Regions from separate parts of the Mus musculus genome. Here region 1 is linked to region 2. A link is a loop called in an ENCODE intact Hi-C map of the cell type or tissue named here. Cell type or tissue: left cerebral cortex. All regions are shown on one strand. Links, peaks and the distances in the headings refer to the core of each region. The heading gives the core; the rest is flanking DNA. Region 1 overlaps Cd47 (CD47 antigen (Rh-related antigen, integrin-associated signal transducer)). Region 2 overlaps Cd47 (CD47 antigen (Rh-related antigen, integrin-associated signal transducer)).

Evidence for each region. A loop is a pair of places that touch in the nucleus more often than their neighbours do. Peaks named below come from ENCODE experiments on the same cell type or tissue, not always from the same donor. Only the 100,000 strongest peaks of a DNase experiment are listed, where the experiment ranks them.
Region 1: a loop joins it to region 2, with 2.3 times the contacts of the local background. A loop is called at or near these places in 9 of 42 quality-filtered maps.

What each region holds. Positions count from the first base shown.
Region 1 is chr16:49,904,861-49,913,532 of GRCm38, forward strand. It overlaps Cd47 (CD47 antigen (Rh-related antigen, integrin-associated signal transducer)), which reads left to right. Exons shown (of 9, transcript NM_001368415.1): 8 at 1,921-1,952; 9 at 6,009-7,568. The coding sequence ends at 6,017. Among named protein-coding and RNA genes, the nearest start is that of Gm19723, 47 kb to the right of the region's middle. In left cerebral cortex, for the core only: no CTCF peak of the experiment used is centred there; DNase peaks (open chromatin) are centred at 3,696 and 4,886.
Region 2 is chr16:49,855,990-49,864,661 of GRCm38, forward strand. All of the region lies in intron 1 of Cd47 (CD47 antigen (Rh-related antigen, integrin-associated signal transducer)), which reads left to right. Among named protein-coding and RNA genes, the nearest start is that of Cd47, 4.7 kb to the left of the region's middle. In left cerebral cortex, for the core only: a CTCF peak has its summit at 3,655 (motif pointing right); DNase peaks (open chromatin) are centred at 1,732, 2,364, 2,704, 3,047 and 2 more places; H3K4me3 peaks cover 1,663 bases; H3K27ac peaks cover 1,548 bases.

The sequences.
Region 1 (8,672 bases), core at 1,167-6,166, 48 kb after region 2:
CCTTTCCTCAGCACCCCATCAACCCACTCTCCTCCCTGCAAATCTCGTTGCTGTATTCATGAGATACAGCATGGAACTCTTTGTGTTTTAAGACTCAATGGGTTTAACCAGGGCCATCTAAGTGACCATGAGTTTGGAATGGTCTACTGGAGCCCGACAGGCTCATGAGTATTTATTCAGCTGAGGGAATGCCTCTCCAGGGCTCAGAATCTTTCCTTAGCCATTTCTTTGATGGAAGGGATCCAGGCCTCTTGGGTCCCCCTCCCCCCCCATCAGCACCTGGCTTCTGACAGGCCCAGTCTTGTTGAGGTGTACTGCAGGCAAGTGTAATTGCGTTGGGTTCATGGTTAGAATGTGTGTAGCATGCCCAGAAGATAGCAGTCATGTAGCTCTGGTTTCTGTCGTCCACCCCTTATCTTCCTTCTGCCCTTTCTTCCCCAGTGTTCCCTGGGCCTCAATGGGGGATGGGGTAACTGCCTCATTTATAGCTGAGCACTTACTTCTCCCTGTTACTTGAGTTCAGTTTACGTAACTTAAGAATGACTGCATTTTTCTCCCAATCTCCTGCCTAACTGTGTGATACACTCCATAGCTGCTTCTTTCTTCATTCCCACCACTCCAAATTCTTCCTTGCCTACTTTCTCTCTTCTTTTGAAACCTGTCCCTCCTATCCCTATGTTTCTAGTTGTTTGTAATTTAACCTCTTCTAATTCTAGTGGTAATGTGATGTGTATGTCTGGCCTGGTGGCTGCACTTTTCCAGTTTGAGAAAGCCTGGTCTTCATTAGCGTTAGACGCTTGCTGAGTCTGCACGGGCAGGGTAGGGGAACTTGGCTGTCTTGGGCGTGCCTCTGTGTGCTAGCCAGTTGGGTTTCTGTGGAATCCTATAAGCCCTAACACTGTTTCTCGGCAGTCCAGAATGACTGGGAAATTACTCTGCATTGCTCCTGCCTTAAAACTACATTGTGTATTCCGCTGTGGCTCTCGGAGTGCTTACACTGTTTAAAAAACCTGGAAGCTTGGAGTTCTCAAACTGAGATGGGTGGGGTAGGAAATTGTGCCTAGGAAAAGAATCCTGAGTTGTTGAGAGACTATTTCTGGTCACGTTTTCCTGTTCTTGGGACACAGGCTATGTGTTAAGACCTGCTTTCCTTGCTCTCTATGGCTCCCTGAACTGGTTTTACAAGGAAGTTTTCTTTTCTTTTTTCTTGTCTTTTTTTAAAACCAGTCTAATGTTGTTCTTTTCCCTCTTGTCATTTAGTTCCTGCCCTCTATTATTGCATCTTCATTAGCTAATCTGTGCAGAAGCAGTAAAGGTTGCAACTCAAAACACCAGGGAGGAATACACAGAGGGAGGAGCCCTGGTTTGGTTTGAAACTACCAATCTGGGGTAGCTCTAAGCTCGAGGGAGGGAGGGAGGGAGGGGGCGTTGAAGGGCTCATGCTTTGTTGTAGCGTGCTAGCTGCCTAGAGCTTTGAGGACTGGGAATATGAGAGAAAGGAAGAAAAGGCTGCTCAGTTCGGAACAAGGAGAGTGTGTTGAGAGAGGGGAAGTCACTCGTTGCCCTATTCTGGCCATCCCAGCTGGGAAGGAGAAAGAGATGGTACCCTGGTAACAGTGAGTAGTTGACAGCCTCTCTTCAACATGAGGTATGACAGGTATCTGACATGAGAGAGGCATGTGCACATGAGTGAGTCTATTTTTTTTTATTTGCTGTAGGCATCTCTTTGCTTTTCTCCTGTCAATGCATTTAATCAAGAGTCCTCTGTAGTTTTCAAGTAGACCATCAAAGCTACAACTCCTGCACTGGAGTCTCTAGTACCTTCTGGCTTTAGTCCTGAACATGTATGTTATCTTAAAATTAAGTATTATATTGCTTTATGTATCTTATTGGTTGCATTTATGCTTTTATTTATACCAGCTTCCAACCAGAGGACTATCCAACCTCCTAGGGTAAGTCCAAGTTTATGAAATTAATTAAAAGCAGTTGTTTGGTGGATTAAAATGAGGGGTTGGAACATTGGACTGTTTGGTTCTATGCTTAATGTGACATCAAATTAAGGCAATGCTGAAGTCATTTCAGGGCCTGTGTATGAATAGGTCTGTTTGTGTCATAAGATTTACCTTGAGGCATTTAAGTACTGATGAGACAGAAGTGTCCCTGTAAGTTTGTACTCCCTATGTAGATGCAGAATCTATGAGGGGGAATATAATTATCTCTTCCATCAGCAGGAAGCTGATTCCACTGTGTCTCCCCATCTGTTGGATTTGTGTGATGTGAGTTTATAGAGTGACAGTTTTGAGCACGACATTAAGGAAGAAAAGTTTGTGTTAAATTGACTTCCTTAAAAAGTATAGTCTGTAAGGTATATGTTGTTGAAGAGATCCATTCCAAATAATGACCTACGATTTTATCAGCATTTTTCCTTCCTAAAGGTTTTATTGTATTTGAATACCTCCATAAGGTCTTTGGGAAAATTCTAAGAAAAAGATCAAATTCAGGAGGAAATGTATGAGAAAAAAAATTACTGTATAAACTCACCATGGTGACAGACCTGAGAGTTCTTACATGGAATTAAGATCTGAAGTGGGAGTATATTGGACTCAGCTTCCTGTCCACAGTGACTGGCAGATAACTCTGGCAGCCTCTAAGGACACGCCCAAAGGGCGGGCTTGGGAGAATGTGTTAATTCACCTCTGCCTCTTATTCTGAGGAGACTGGTGACACAGCTGTGTTAGCCACAAGCAGCTAACAGTTCTCCTAGAGCCGCTTAGAGATAACCTAAGCAATGGACCGTTAAATCCTACCAATTTTCTTGCTGTTACTGAGTTCAATTTGCATGATGTGAAAATGATTCTGCTTTGCTACCATCTCTTATTTAACTGTGTTTTCTATCTGTTACTGCAATTTGCATGTTTGTACATTAATACTTTTATAAGAATTTCTTGAACTGAGAATGGTGGGTGGAGTAGGGAATTATTCACAGAAAAAAATACTAAGAGAATAAGGCAGCTATTATTAAACTATTAACTAGCCTTGGGAAGCTTTGTTTCATTAGCTTTTGCTGTCTCATTTTGCTTTTAGACCATAGGATTCTCCACTTATAATACAAGTTCAATGATAGTGTAAGTTTTAGCATAAAACACATAAAGTAATGTACATTTTCTATAAATATATTTTAAATATTTTCCAGAAAGCTGTAGAGGAACCCCTTAACGGTATGTGATCATTATAAGTCTGGGTCTATTAGCAGATCGTAATTTGAACTGATCCTCAAAGACGTTAGAATGCCCACCAATCCCTTGGGAAGAATCCAGTTTGGGAGTTTTGTTTGTTTGCTTGCTTTTTTTGTTCATATGTTTTCTGGCCTTGATCTCTCAATACTTTCTTGATTCTTCATCAGAAATTGGCAGTGTTGCTTTTGTAATGTTCTCACTGTCCCGTGCTATACTGAGTGACATTTGGGCAAGGGGACCATTGAGCCTTTTTTTTTTTTTTTTTTTACTGGACAAGATGAAGTGTCACACCCTCAGTAAAGAATCATCCCTGTGGCTTCTGATTTCTAGAAAAATCCAGGCTGCCACTATGGAGTGATACCAAAATGTGTCACTTACTTTCTATGTAAATCTAGATCTGTATTCCCCAGAAAGTCTGTTTGCTTTTGTGGGTGCTGTGGGTGTGAGCTTTGCAATGAATGATAGCCTCAAATGAGTCTAGCTGTCTAGTTAAGGGATACTTGGCATTGTGTTGTTGGCATATCTGTTTATGTTGAGATTATTTCTAACTGTGAAATCTTACTAACTTGCCTTCTGACTAATTGCCTGCTTGTTACTAATCCTCAGCATTTAAAGAGTCAAAAGGAATGATGAATGACGGTAAGTATTAAGTTTGCATGTGATTGTGCCCTGGTTGATGCATGGACAGATGAGTTTTAGAGCTCACCCATGGTTGTGCACTGGTTGACACACATGGATGTTTACAAAGGAAGCAGAGAGCTTTCTTGAAATTACAACTTTTTTTAAAGAAAATGACAGGGACATTGTCAATCATGAATGTCCCAGTTTCTTGGTGTTTCCATCTTAGATCTAGCTTGGTGTTGTGTTCTTTTTTTTTTTTTTTTTTTTTTTTTTTTACCTGTGACAGTGTCATTTTTTCTGTAGGTAGATAAAGAACATAGCTCGTAGGGTCTCATGGATGGGAACCTCCTGGTTCCTCAGCGGCTATGTTTGGTGCACATATTTCAGGCCATGCACCTGTTGACTGAGTGTTTAAAACTCCTTGCATAAGGAGTGTAGATATCCTGGCATATGTTTGTCTCACCTTGATGGAGTTGTATACTTGTGGAGAGATTTTGTTGCATTTCACACTGGGGGTGATATATCTACTTTTCCATGCAGAAACTTAGTCCCAACCATGTGGGAAAGGATTAGAGAGAAAAAGACTTCTCTACACACCCCAGCTTTCCCCTCTTTTCTGAACTCCAGATCAACAGCAAACACATGTTTCCTGAATATGACCTATGCATGTGCTTGTTAATACTTCCCAAAGAAGTCCGTAATAGTCTATGATTCTCCAGCCCCATTGGCATTTAGTAATTCCATTTGTAATTACATTCTATTTTCAAAAAACGTCTTCATGCCGTCAGTACTTGCAACCCATCCTTTTCTCACGGAGGCTTTGCTTTATATTTTACTGCTGTAAAGCCTGTGACCTGCCTGTTCACCTCCCTAACAAAGAGTTGCAGGTAACCGAGGAGGCCTTCTTCCCTAGAGCACAATTAACTTCTGCATAAGATTAAAAACACTTCGATCATGTGTTGGCTGAGCTAAATTTAACGCAGGCTCTGGCTTGACGGGAAGTCCAGAATGGTCCCATGGTTACAGGCTTTTGTCGTAGCTTTGAAATGTGTGTTTTGCTACACAAGCTGCTGCTACCTAAAAATATTGTTGTAGTGGGAACAAGTGTACACCGTGCCAGGGTTCCTGGCGTGGCTTTACCGTGTTTACCCTCTGTGTTTTGTTTCTCAGCTATTGTGGTCTTTCTTCTACCTACCACAGTGTCAGGTTTCTGTGAGTGGATTATAAATAAATAAGTAAACTTTTCTCCATTTGCAGAAAACCAGTGGGAAAACTTTCACTGCCTCTTTGTTAATTATCTTTAAAATGTGACTTTTTTTTTAAGTCACTGTTTCAAGAGATGTCATAAAGAACTGTTTGTTACTTTGGTTTTTTTAGTTCTTTGTGTAGCACATGAGGTGGTCTGTGAGGACCTTGAAAAGGCCCTGAATTTTGTCCATGTTTAGCTGATCACAGTTTGTTTTTTGTTTGTTTGTTTGTTTTGTTTTGTTTTGTTTTTTGTTTTTGTTTTTTGTTTTTTGAGACAGGGTTTCTCTGTGTAACTCTGGCTGTCCTGGAACTCACTCTGTAGACCAGGCTGGCCTCGAACTCAGAAATCCGCCTGCCTCTGCCTCCCGAGTGCTGGGATTAAAGGCGTGCGCCACCACGCCGGGCGACACAGTTTGGTTTTTAAATGCTTGTTACGGGCTGTGTCTTCTGATGTCCACCCTGGACTCACGGCGTACAGATCACCCTGAACAAAGTTCAGGGCACCTTCCCAAGAACTTCCTCTTTACCTATGCCGGATCACAAGTCTGTTTCACTTATATTAACCGAATGCTGTAAACCTAAAGTGAACATGGTAGAATATTATTCTTGGATCAATAACTTCTGCTTTGAAAAATCAACATCTCATGCCTTGTATTGAGCTTACCCAGCAAACCAAGGTTATCAGTCTGTGTTGATTTTATTTTCCCATGCCATTGGCATTTTACTTACCAAACTGAAAAGGCTAATGATTTGCCTGATTTCTGTCTGTGACCTTTACAGATACATTTTCATTATTTTTGATAGAATATCTCAAACAGTTTCAAGCTTTAGCAACAAGTCATGTCTCAATGCATAGGAAGTGGACGTGAGTAGTGACGAAATGTTGATGTTTCTGTTTTCCAGAATAGGTGAAGGGAAGTGACGGACTGTAACTTGGAAGTCAGAAATGGAAGAATACAGTTGTCTAAGCACCAGGTCTTCACGACTCACAGCTGGAAGGAACAGACAACAGTAACTGACTTCCATCCAGGAAAACATGTCACATAAATGATTACTAAGTTTATATTCAAAGCAGCTGTACTTTACATAATAAAAAAAATATGATGTGCTGTGTAACCAATTGGAATCCCATTTTTCTATTGTTTCTACTCAACTAGGGGCAAACGTTTCAGGGGCAACTTCCAAGAATGATGCTTGTTAGATCCTAGAGTCTCTGAACACTGAGTTTAAATTGATTCCGAGTGAGACTCGCCAAGCACTAACCTGAGGGTTAGTTACCCAGAGATACCTATGAAAAACAGTGGTATCCAGCAAGCCTTAGTAAACTCAGGTTGCCAGCAGCTTTGCCACTTCCGCTGCTAGCTGAATAACAAGACTGCCACTTCTGGGTCATAGTGATAGAGACTGAAGTAGAAAAACGAATGTGGTTGGGCAAATCCCGTGTGGCCCCTCTGTGTGCTATGATATTGATGGCACTGGTGTCTTCATTCTTGGGGGTTGCCATCATTCACACACACCCCTTTGACATACAGTGCACCCCAGTTTTGAATACATTTTTTTTGCACCCTGTCCCGTTCTGCTACTTTGATTTGCGTTATGATATATATATATATATATAATACCTTTTCTCCTCTTTAAACATGGTCCTGTGACACAATAGTCAGTTGCAGAAAGGAGCCAGACTTATTCGCAAAGCACTGTGCTCAAACTCTTCAGAAAAAAAGGAAAAAAAAAAAAAGCTATAGTTGTAACATATGTATTCCAGACCTCTGGTTTAAAGGCAAAAGAAAAAAAATCTACAGTGTTTCTTCTCATGTTTTCTGATCGGAGGCATGACAAAGCAAGACTGAAATCTGAACTGTGTCTCCTGCATGGCAACACGTGTCTCCGTCAGGCCCTCGCAAGGCCCGGGGAGGGGGTTCTACGCCTCTTGTCTCTTTGTTGCATGCTGAACACTCATCGCCTTCCTACTGTATCCTGCCTCCTGCAGCCTCCCTCTTCCTCCTCCTCTTCCTCTTCCTCCTCTTCCTCCTCCTCCTCCTCTTCCTCCAAGTTTGAAAGGTCAAACAAAACTACCACATTCCCTACCCAGTTAGAAGAAAACCACCGTCCTGACAGTTGTGATCGCATGGAGTACTTTTAGATTATTAGCACCTGTTTTTACCTCGTTTGTGGGCGTGTTTGTATGTGCACATGTATGAAGTCGGCACATGCACCTTCTGTATGGGCAGAGGCGTGGCATCTACAGAAGAGCAGATGCCAACTTTGTGCTTTTAGTGAATACATTAAAAAAAAAAAACCAACGGTCCTTATTGAGTGGAATTCTATTTGATGCAAATATTTGAGCTCTTTAAGACTTTAAAACTAGATAATGTGCCAAGCTTTTAGGACTGCTCACCAGTGCCCTCTGAAGAAACACCAGTACTTTTTCCTGTTTGTGTAATAAAGGCATATTTGTATTTGTGTTTGCATCACTAATGGTTATTTCTTCTTAGTCCACTGAATGTTTCCATGTGCCTCTCGTATGCCAAACTTTTTGTCATCTTTCATGTGGGGACCAAATGGTTTGTCTGTGGCAAACCTAAACCTATGACCTGCTGAGGCCTCTCAGAAAACTGACCACAGTACCAAGATAGTACTTCGCAAAGAAAAGTAGGTTCCCTCCCTGGTTTTGTAGCTGTCGCCAATATTAGCGTAATTCCAAGGAGCTGAACGCCTTTATATAAATCTGATGGCACCTGATGCTTTTAGTTCTGAAAATATTTACACTCGGATCATGTTGTTGATGACTTAAACAAAGTTTTGATGAAGAGAGCAAAAAAAAAGCAGGTGGATTTGGAACAGTTTCAGGGTTTTTTTTGTTTTTTGTTTTTTGTTTTTGTTTTTTTTTTTTTATTTTTGTTTTTCTGTTCTCTGTTAGAAAAGTCAGGTGTTCTCTGTCAGGCTATCTTTATAGTCAATTTTTTTTACGAACTAAAGTAGTACCTTTTAATATGTAGTCAACGCCCCTCTGCTCGGGGTTCAGTTTTGGGTCTTAACCAGCTGTCATGTTCTCTATGCTGCCTGCCACTTGAGGCACTGAGTGCCCTAGACAGTCCCATCGGTGGTAGCCAGGGAAACGAAAGACGAACTCAACTCTTGCTCCTAATAATCAACTCTCTGTATGAAGGATGGCAGCATTAAGAGTCCTCCTGCCTGGGCATTATTGGGCCAGTTCACCCTCTTTAAATCAAACCCGCAGTGGCTCCCAGTTCTCGTCCCATCAGATTTAAATTGCTAACAGTATGGGGGGCACCACGCATCTGTTTTGTCCCACAATGCGCTTTTCTCTCCCAAATCCCGATTTCTGCTGTCATAGCCTCTATTCAATTTTTATTTATTGTCTGCCCTCCACTTATACAATCGTAGAGAGCAATGCCATTTGTCACTTTCTGCAACAGTTTTTTGAGCCTTTATGGCTGAATCCCATTTTTCTTCTCTTTCAAACTGTTTGCTCCATTGCTCCTCCCGCACGGCTGTCCGTACAGTCATCCCATCCATCTGGGGGCCTCTTTCATCTCTCACCCT
Region 2 (8,672 bases), core at 1,580-6,579:
GCGCCACTGTGGGAGGGCCCGGCGGGGCATCGGCGCCCCTGCCTCCTCCCTCTGCTCTCCTTCCCTAGTCCCTTTCCCCCCCGGGGAGAGCGGGCTGAAGCTCCTCACTCTCCAGTGCGCACACGTAGGAAGAACTGGGAACAACCGCAACTGTGCAAAACCCCAACTGCAAAGAAAGCGAGGGGGCAGCTGCCGCCCCCCCCATCCCCTCCTCTTGCACCCCTCTCCTTTCTCAGAGCTTTCACGCAGCATTTGGGGTTGAAGGACTAGAGTGGGAGGCCCGGGCCTCTTGTGATGAAGTGCGCATTTTGGTGAAGTCGACCAGAAAGGCTTTTTGCCCTACCGCGTAAGCACTGGAGCAGAGAGAACACGGTGGACCCAAGTTTTATTTCCCACCCAGCTTTTATCGAAGCTTTTTTTTTCTTTCCCTCCCTCTGACCGCGTATTTTTGTGGTTGTTGTTTTGAATCCTCAAAACAAGCTTCCTGGAAACACTTCTCGTGACACCCCCGCTACCCCCCTCCCTTGCCAGCACTTTAATATATTCCTTATTGTAGATTAAAGTTTTTTTTTTCCCTCTTCCTTGGAGCAAACGTATTTTAAGATTTGCCCAGATATTGCCAGTGGTCTAAAGACAGTAATTGCCAGGGATGCACCTCCTCTTTTGTAAAGTATTTTGCTGTTTATGAACGCGTACCTCCTTTGTAAAAAGCCGAGGGAAGAATAGGAATTTTTGTGACCATATACCGCCCGGCAAGCTTCATATCTGCAGATTCCTCTGCGAACTTTTGGTAAGAATCGGAACAGACTTGCAGCAGGATAACAGCAAATGTTAAATTTGTCTTAGGATGGATGCTAAATTAATTGAACCTTAAACTGATGGTTAACCTCACAATGCCTTATAAAGGCCAGTGTTTGGGATCTATTTCCAAGATGCCCTTAATACCCTGCCCACCACTTCCCTCTCCCAATCATCCTGGGTGTTGTAGCTGATAATAATAAAGACCTGTGTTATCTAAATTGTTGGTATTGGATGTTTTCTGATTTTAGTCGTTTTTACTGTGCTTGTTACCATCGTTATCATTATAACACTGTTTTCAAATACCTGTTGTATAATCAGAGAGCTTTCATATTGAGCCAGATACAAATCTGTTATAAAATGCTACTGATTCAGACCATGGACAGTGAATCTTGTTTGTCTGAAGAGTGAAAAGTCTAAGCCATATATTATGTTTTTTTTTAAGCCTAATTCTCAAGTAGACTAAAAAGCAAAATTATTAGAATTGTAGTTTTGGTGATAGGAATTGTGGTAGGCCTTTGTTAGCGATAATTATGATCACATTCATTAATGCTCATTTTGTACAATGTTAGTACATTTGGTTCTATAAGGAGTTGCAAAATTCAGAACTTTCACTATTTTTATTGTGTTTGCTATTGACTAGGAAAGAAAAACAAACCCAAAATACAGGCATTATGGTTTGGGGTCGTTAGATGTTTGTAAATCAGCAATTGATAATGTTTGTCAAAGATAAGATGGACTTTTGTTTGTGTATCATATGTAGGTTCGAAAGAACACACATGAAAGCATGCTAACAGTCTCAGAACACAAGCAGTAGGGAACCTGGAGACTGGATTTAGCATCTAGCATGAGATGAAAGTCACGGATTTTTAAGGTTCATTTGTGCTGAAGTTCGATTCTGTTTTCAGTTTCATTTATAATGAAATGGGTAACCAGGGGCCATGTCCTTGTAATCTTCACAGTTTCACTGACCTCTGTGGTAAAGGGGGAGTGGGGTGGGGTTCCAACACCCTCTTCAGCCAATTACAGCGGAGTGCAGCCCCATGTAACCCTTTAGAAGATGTGGAATGAATGTCTGTATTCCTTCCCAGCATGTCCAGTTATACTTCCTTTAAAGGCATAGCAGTTTCCAGGGTAGTCACCAACTAGTAAATAAAACCTTAAATAAATAATATCAGTTGTATATGTGAACCATTAAAATTTTTTTTTGATGGTTGAGTTATTTTTCTTTGTTCAGAGTGACTTTTAAAAGTCAGGCATGCACGTGATTAAATTAAAAAATGTTTTTATTATCTAAATATAGCAGTAATTTAGCTGCTCGCATAAGAAGGTTTTCGTTTCTCCTGAAGAATAGATTGTTTTAAAGCACACGTTGCCAGTTTAAAGGAATGAACGCTTCTGTATGCGTCCTTGTTTGTGGGGCTGCATCAGCAGTCTGGAACTGCATGCTTTTGTACTGCATTAAATGTCTAAGGTGGCATACTTCTGCTGTCTTCTTGGTTTGGCAGATGGCTTATCTTCATCATGGAAGTGCTAATGAAAGTGTGGAAGGCCAAGTTCTAAAGGCAGAAGTGCCCACCCCCTCCATTGATATATGTTCTGAATACAAAGTCATCAGAATTCGTGGCTTTACTTTCAGCAGCCTTCTTTCTGTGCTCTCATGTATGGGAAGTTTTACCTGTCTTCCAGGCTTTTGCTGTCATAGCTTTTTATATCAAACACAAAAGTCTACATTTTTATAGCTTGTGCCTCAGTCTAATGAAACCCGTACCCGATTATAAAGTTACTTTCACTTTGCATATGAGTGCAGTAACTCTTTGGAAAGAATAGGAATAAGGTTGTCGATTCAATTTTGCTAAACTCAGTATAGTGCAAAAATAGGAACCAGAGCACTCAGCAGAAGTTCTCACTTCCCCAGACCAGTGGTTCCCAACCTTCCCAATGCTGCGGCCCTTTAATACAGTTCCTCGTGTTGTGGTGACCCCACAACCATAAAATTACTTTTGTTGCTACATACTAACTGTAATTATGCTGCTGTTATGAGTCATAATGTAAATATCTGATATGCAGAATATTTGATATGTGAGTCTGGGAACGGATCCTTCAAAAAGGACCATTCAATCCTGCTCCCCCCCCCCCAAAAGGGGTTGCCACCCACAGGTTGAGAACCATAGCTCTAGAAAAGACTACAGACGTGGAGTTTCCCTCTTGGTGGCTGGTTGCATGGAATTGAAACAGAAATGAAAGGCTCCGCCCTTGTCTGAATATTTCATTCCACACCCATGAAGCATTGCACAACAAGAGCTGGAATTTCTTCAAGCTTCCATCTTTAAGGTTTAGGTCAAGAGAGTCCAAGTGGAAGAAAGAAAAATTACTCTTCTTTTTCAGCAAGTGTGAGCTCAAGTTACAGCCTGGACTGGAGCACTCTACAATACTCTTAAAGGCATAGAGACACATTTCAAACTTGTGTGTCTCTTAGTAACTTACTGTGTGGTTTATTGAAGGAAAACATGTTTATCTTTCAGTGGCACTTGGTATACTTCAGTTCATGATAAGGTCATGCTTCAGGATATAACTGACTTTAGAACATCTCTAACCTCTGTAATTCTAGGTTGACTAGTTTTGTTCTTATAAGGACTCTTTAGAGCCAGCAAATGTAGCAGAATGGCTTTGAATCACACTGAATTAAGCTGTGGACTCCCCACTGGGCCCCTGACCTTTAGTTGACCATCTCCCAAGGGAAGCTTGGACCTTCCATCTTCAGACATAACTTACTTTTAGTCCCAAACCCAAGTTCTTTATGCCAGAAGCCATTCTAAGGGATTCTAGCTGTAGGGCACCTCTCTGCCAGCAGGTGTCTGCCTCAGTCACTCCAACAGCTCTTGAGGTTCCTCAAGCCATGCATGGAACATCACCCCAAGCTGATAATGGTGAGGAAGCGTTTGACTTCTCAGCTGCCCTCCCAACACTTCCAGGTTTATAGTCAGCACTTCTCACTCTCCTCCTTCAGCCTGCTCCAGAAGAACGCCATTCACTTGTCCAAGGGAATGACAGCCAGTCTACCCCTCATATCTATCACCCCGGAAACCTGCTCCCAGACTCAGCCTTGTCATGGAGATCTTGCCCTGGCCATTGACTCCTTCCCCAGAGCTTACCACTCTTACCAAGTTTTACCTCATAATTGAAAAGAAGCCCCAGAAGATCCAAACAATTCTTGCCCTTGTCCTCGCCTCCATACCCACTTGTTGAACATTTTTCTCTGCTCTCAGACTCTGTGAGGTCTTTTTAAAGCATCACTACTGCAGCCTTCTGTCACCTCCCTCCTGAGTGCAAGTTCCACGTGGTCCCACCTGGCTGATGACATCGTTATGTAGAGAGAAGCTGCTTTTCAGTCCACGGTTGGATTTTTACTGTTTGACATAAGCTTTGGAATCGCTATTGTCCACGTGAACCCTAACCCTGCCTTGGAGTCGGCCATATCACCTTGGCGGTTTGTTTTGTTTGCTTCGCTTGCTTCTCTCACTTCGTTTTCTTCCTCAACTTACTCTTTGAGAATTATTTCCATGAATATTGACGCTCCCAAGCTTTTGTTCTCTGCTGTTTGCTGTACAAGGACCCTGCGGTCAATCTTCTTTATACTGACAGTTTCAACTACCAGCGATGTTCCTGCTGATTCCTGAGTCTTTATAGCTCTGACCTTTCCTCTGAGATCCAAAGTCATATATCTGGGGATCTACTGGACATGGCCACTTCATTGTACTACTGGCGTTTTTAATGATCAGGCTGAAACATTGAAAGGATAACTTCCCTGAATCTTCAGCCTCCTTTCCATATAATTAATCTACAACCAGCTAGTTTCACAGACTATTTTAGTTTCCAATTTTCGTTTTTCCTTTTTTATCTCCCTCACCTCCCACATGTGACTTCTGTTGATTTTGCTGCTTTGATTTTTAATGCCATTTTTAGGTCTTCTTCCTCCTTGTCGTTTACCTGGACTGTTTCAGGTTCTTAATGGGTCTTTCTTCTCCACTCTTGCCCTCAAGTCCCCTTTTGTGCTGCTGTGAAATGCTGTCTTTCTTAGAGTAAACCTGAGTTGAACCTTCTATTGTCAAGTCTAAACTGCTCAGCGTGACATTCAAGGAACACTTTGCAGATTGTCTCAGCCATCTTTCCAATCTCCTTTCCTAGAGCTTACCTGAGGAGATTTCTGCTTTCGGTTATTTTTTCCCTTCTCTACATATTGTGTAGGTAGTTTAAGTAATGTGTGTGTTCTTTCCAACACGATGTCTCCTTCTAAGGCCATTCCTAAGCACATTTATGTAGCTTTCTTTTCTTTTCTTTTTCTTTTTTGAGGAATTTTTCTATCCATGTATGCAGTTGACTTGAGATTTTTCTGTTATAATATGCAGCTTTGCAAGTCCAAAGCAGAGTGATAAAAGTATTGGGGACTCACCTGATATATGAAGAGTGATTCCTCTGCCTAATGACTTGTAAACCTCTCTCTCTCTCTCTCTCTCTCTCTCTCTCTCTCTCTCTCTCGTGGTTTTTTTTTTTTTGGATTTTTTTAAAAAAAAATGTTTGCTTTAACGTTTACACTCACAAGAAATGTATAGAATCCTTTCTGAATGCTTGCACAAACTCTTAGGATACTAGTGAAGTCATCTTCCTACCTTTCTAAGAGTAACCAGAAAGAGACTTAATGCAGTGTGAGAATTTACATAGTGAGCAAGGACAGTAGAGTAAGAAAGGACAATAGAGAGATGGTTGATAATGGGTAATGGAATGGAATTAGCATCTCAATGATGCTCAGACCAGAGAACAGCACACTAGACCTGCATCTTTAGTAAGTAGTGGTTAAGTGTGTGAAAGGTGGTACAGTGAGAGCTTCATGTTCACATTCTCATTAAATCTTCACAAAATCTCCTGTATGCATTGTAGATGAGGACACTCAAGTACAGAGGTTAAGCAACTTGCCTAAGGTTCTACAACTATGATGTGGGGTCTGGCTCTAAGGTGTGTGTACTCTTAACCACAGCACGTTCTCTATGGCCAGAGAAGGAGGTGGCCCTCCCTATGCTGGGGATCAGTTAGTGCTAAGCCATGTTTATAGGAGCACATCTGCCTATCCATGGGGGGTGGGGTGGGGGTTGCAGGAAGGTCATTGGGATGGGAGACTGGTTTGGAAATGAGAATACAAGATATAAGGCAGGGAAGGATCTCAGAGGACCTTGTTTGTTTCCTGTGCTAATGTCCTGAGAAATTGGCTTTTTGAGAATGGGGGTGATGGGGTTCCACTGGTCAGTGGAGGACACATTTGCATTTAGAACAGTTATTTTGCGGACTATGGAAAAGGCACTGTTGGCATGGAACAGTGTGGAAGACTGAGGCAGGGAGCCAGCCAGTTTGGAAATCTTGACAATGGTTCAAGGGATAAGGGTGAGGATATAATTCATTCATTCAACAGGCTTTGGATTTAGAAACTGCTGGTTAGCTTAGCCTAACAAGAATTTCTGTGGCTAGAGAAAGAGAAAGGAATCTAGAATAATATATGGGTCCAAGTCTGATTACTGGTAGATAATTGTAAATATTTTTGGGAAGGTGAAGATTGAGACACGTAGTGTTATATAGTTTGGGGAACTTCGTTAATTTTTTAGTAACTCTCCCTGAAATGCATAACAGACAATTGATTAAAGTCCCCAGTTTAGAGGAAAGGTGGGGTCTAGTTCAGCAAGAAAATGTTCTGATTGTTAAAAGTATGGGAATGAGGAGGGATGGATGGTAAGAGGTTGTTGACCATGAAACCTTTGTCTTAGTGATTGATTTTTTTTCCTGTACAGAGACACGATGACTGTTTATTTGGGAGCTTGCTTAACAGTTAAAGAGGGGGACTCCATCATCATGGTGGAGAGCATAATAGCAGAATTCAGGCAGGGTACTGGGACAGAAGCTGATAACTTACATGTTGGCACCAGGAGGAAGAGAGAGCGTCAACTGGGATGGTTTAGGTTTTTGAAACCTCAGAGCCCATCCTAGTGACATACCTCCAATAAGGCAACCCCTTCTAATCCTTCCCAAACAGTTCTATCAACTAGGGACCAAGCGTTCAAACACAGGAGATTATGAAGCCATTCTCATTAAAACTCATCACAACTTAGGAACACTGATATGTAGTATGAACCAAGGACTAGGTTTAAAAAGTTAGGACAAGGTGGAGAAAACAGGTATACTAGAGGTAGAAGAACAAAGTTAACAAAAAAAAAAAAAAAAAAAAAAGGAGGAGCGGCTCCCTGGCTCAAGAACTGTAGAGAAATCAAGACAAAATGAAGCATGTGAATTGGGTTATTCATAAGAGGTAGTGATTTGGATAAGAGCTGGAGCAATGGTGTAGTAATAGTGAGCAGAGTGGAGTCCTGTTGACATAGTCTGGGAGTGCACAGAGGTCAAGAAATGCACATAGACCATTAGGATGCTGGGTAAGAGAAATGCACATAGACCATTGATTGTCTTAGGATGCTGGGTAAGAGACATGAGTATGCAGGCTTTTTAAAGTTTGGTGGATATACAGTTATTAAAAGATGATTTAAAACACACCATAAATGGACTAAGGGGATGTAGAGGCTGGCAGGCCATGAGTCCTCTAGATGATGCACAAGAGTCAGCAATGGAAGCAAGCTCAGCGTAAAGAACTCATTTCTGGAAGGGAGAGTAAAAACCCATGGATAGTTGAGGCTGTGGGTAAGATTGTGTGGGAAGTGTTTTAAGCCTCAGGCTTCCTGGGAGGACTCAATGTGAGTAGGGAGAGAGGGCACAAGCTGGGAAGCAGAAGGGGAATTGTCTCAGAGCCATTAAAAGGGGAGAAATTTTACATGGGATGTGTGAAAACATTAGGGGCCCAGATGAGCAGTGATGACCTGACAACCTCCTGTTCTTCAGGAGCAATGCAAATTTCCTCAGGAACCTGCTAGACAGGTTGATTTTCTGCCCTCCATAGCACTGCTGGTGCTGAAAGAGCTACACGTGTGGCCTTGTGTTGTATAACCTGCTTACGATCCCCCAGGACAATTCTAAGCGACTAAAGATAACTCCCACTCTTTTATTTTTATTTTTCATTATCATACCCATCCCTCTATCCTGTCAGTGTCTCATCTGGGTTATTCTTAACTGCTGATTGCGTGTCTACTTTTCTGAGCTGAACACAGGAGCTGTGACATATGGGTCAGGCCTCTCTGCCACCGAACAGCTCTGCTCAGGACTGACTTGAGGAGGTCTGCGTTGTTGCTGTTATGTTCATGGAAGCTGTGAGATCTAACATTTTTGGCAGTTGATATAGGTGAATCTTCCCCAGTTTGTTTGGTAATTTGACGGTAACTCTGTCATCATCCTTTTAGGTTAAGTTTCCATACTCTGGAGTAAGACTGCTATAGCATGTCTTACCTGGATGAATTTTCTTATGTTCATTATTTACCGTCATTTACTCTCAGTGTTAGCCAAAATTTCCTCAAAAGATAAAAGGCCCGTATCAGACGATGTTAGTGTTTCTAATAACATGTTTAGGGATATTTGGAGCTACTGTTACTAACTCATTATTAAGAAGGTTGTCTTGGTTTAGCCAGGTCAAATTTACTTTTTATTTTACTGACAGCATTTATTCTGCTTAAATTACTTCAGCTATGAAATGTTTTCACTGCAAGAAGTAACACCGTGTAATTAATAGCTTGTGGAGTCCCCAAAAGAGGTATATTCCAAACAAGTTAGAAAATTGTGGAGTGTTTGCCAGCCACCTCATTCTTACCTGGGGTCTTCTGGGGGAAAACCCTCATAGAATGGCAGATCCCTTCCCTGGAATCTTCAGGAAAAGCATAATTTTCAACTGA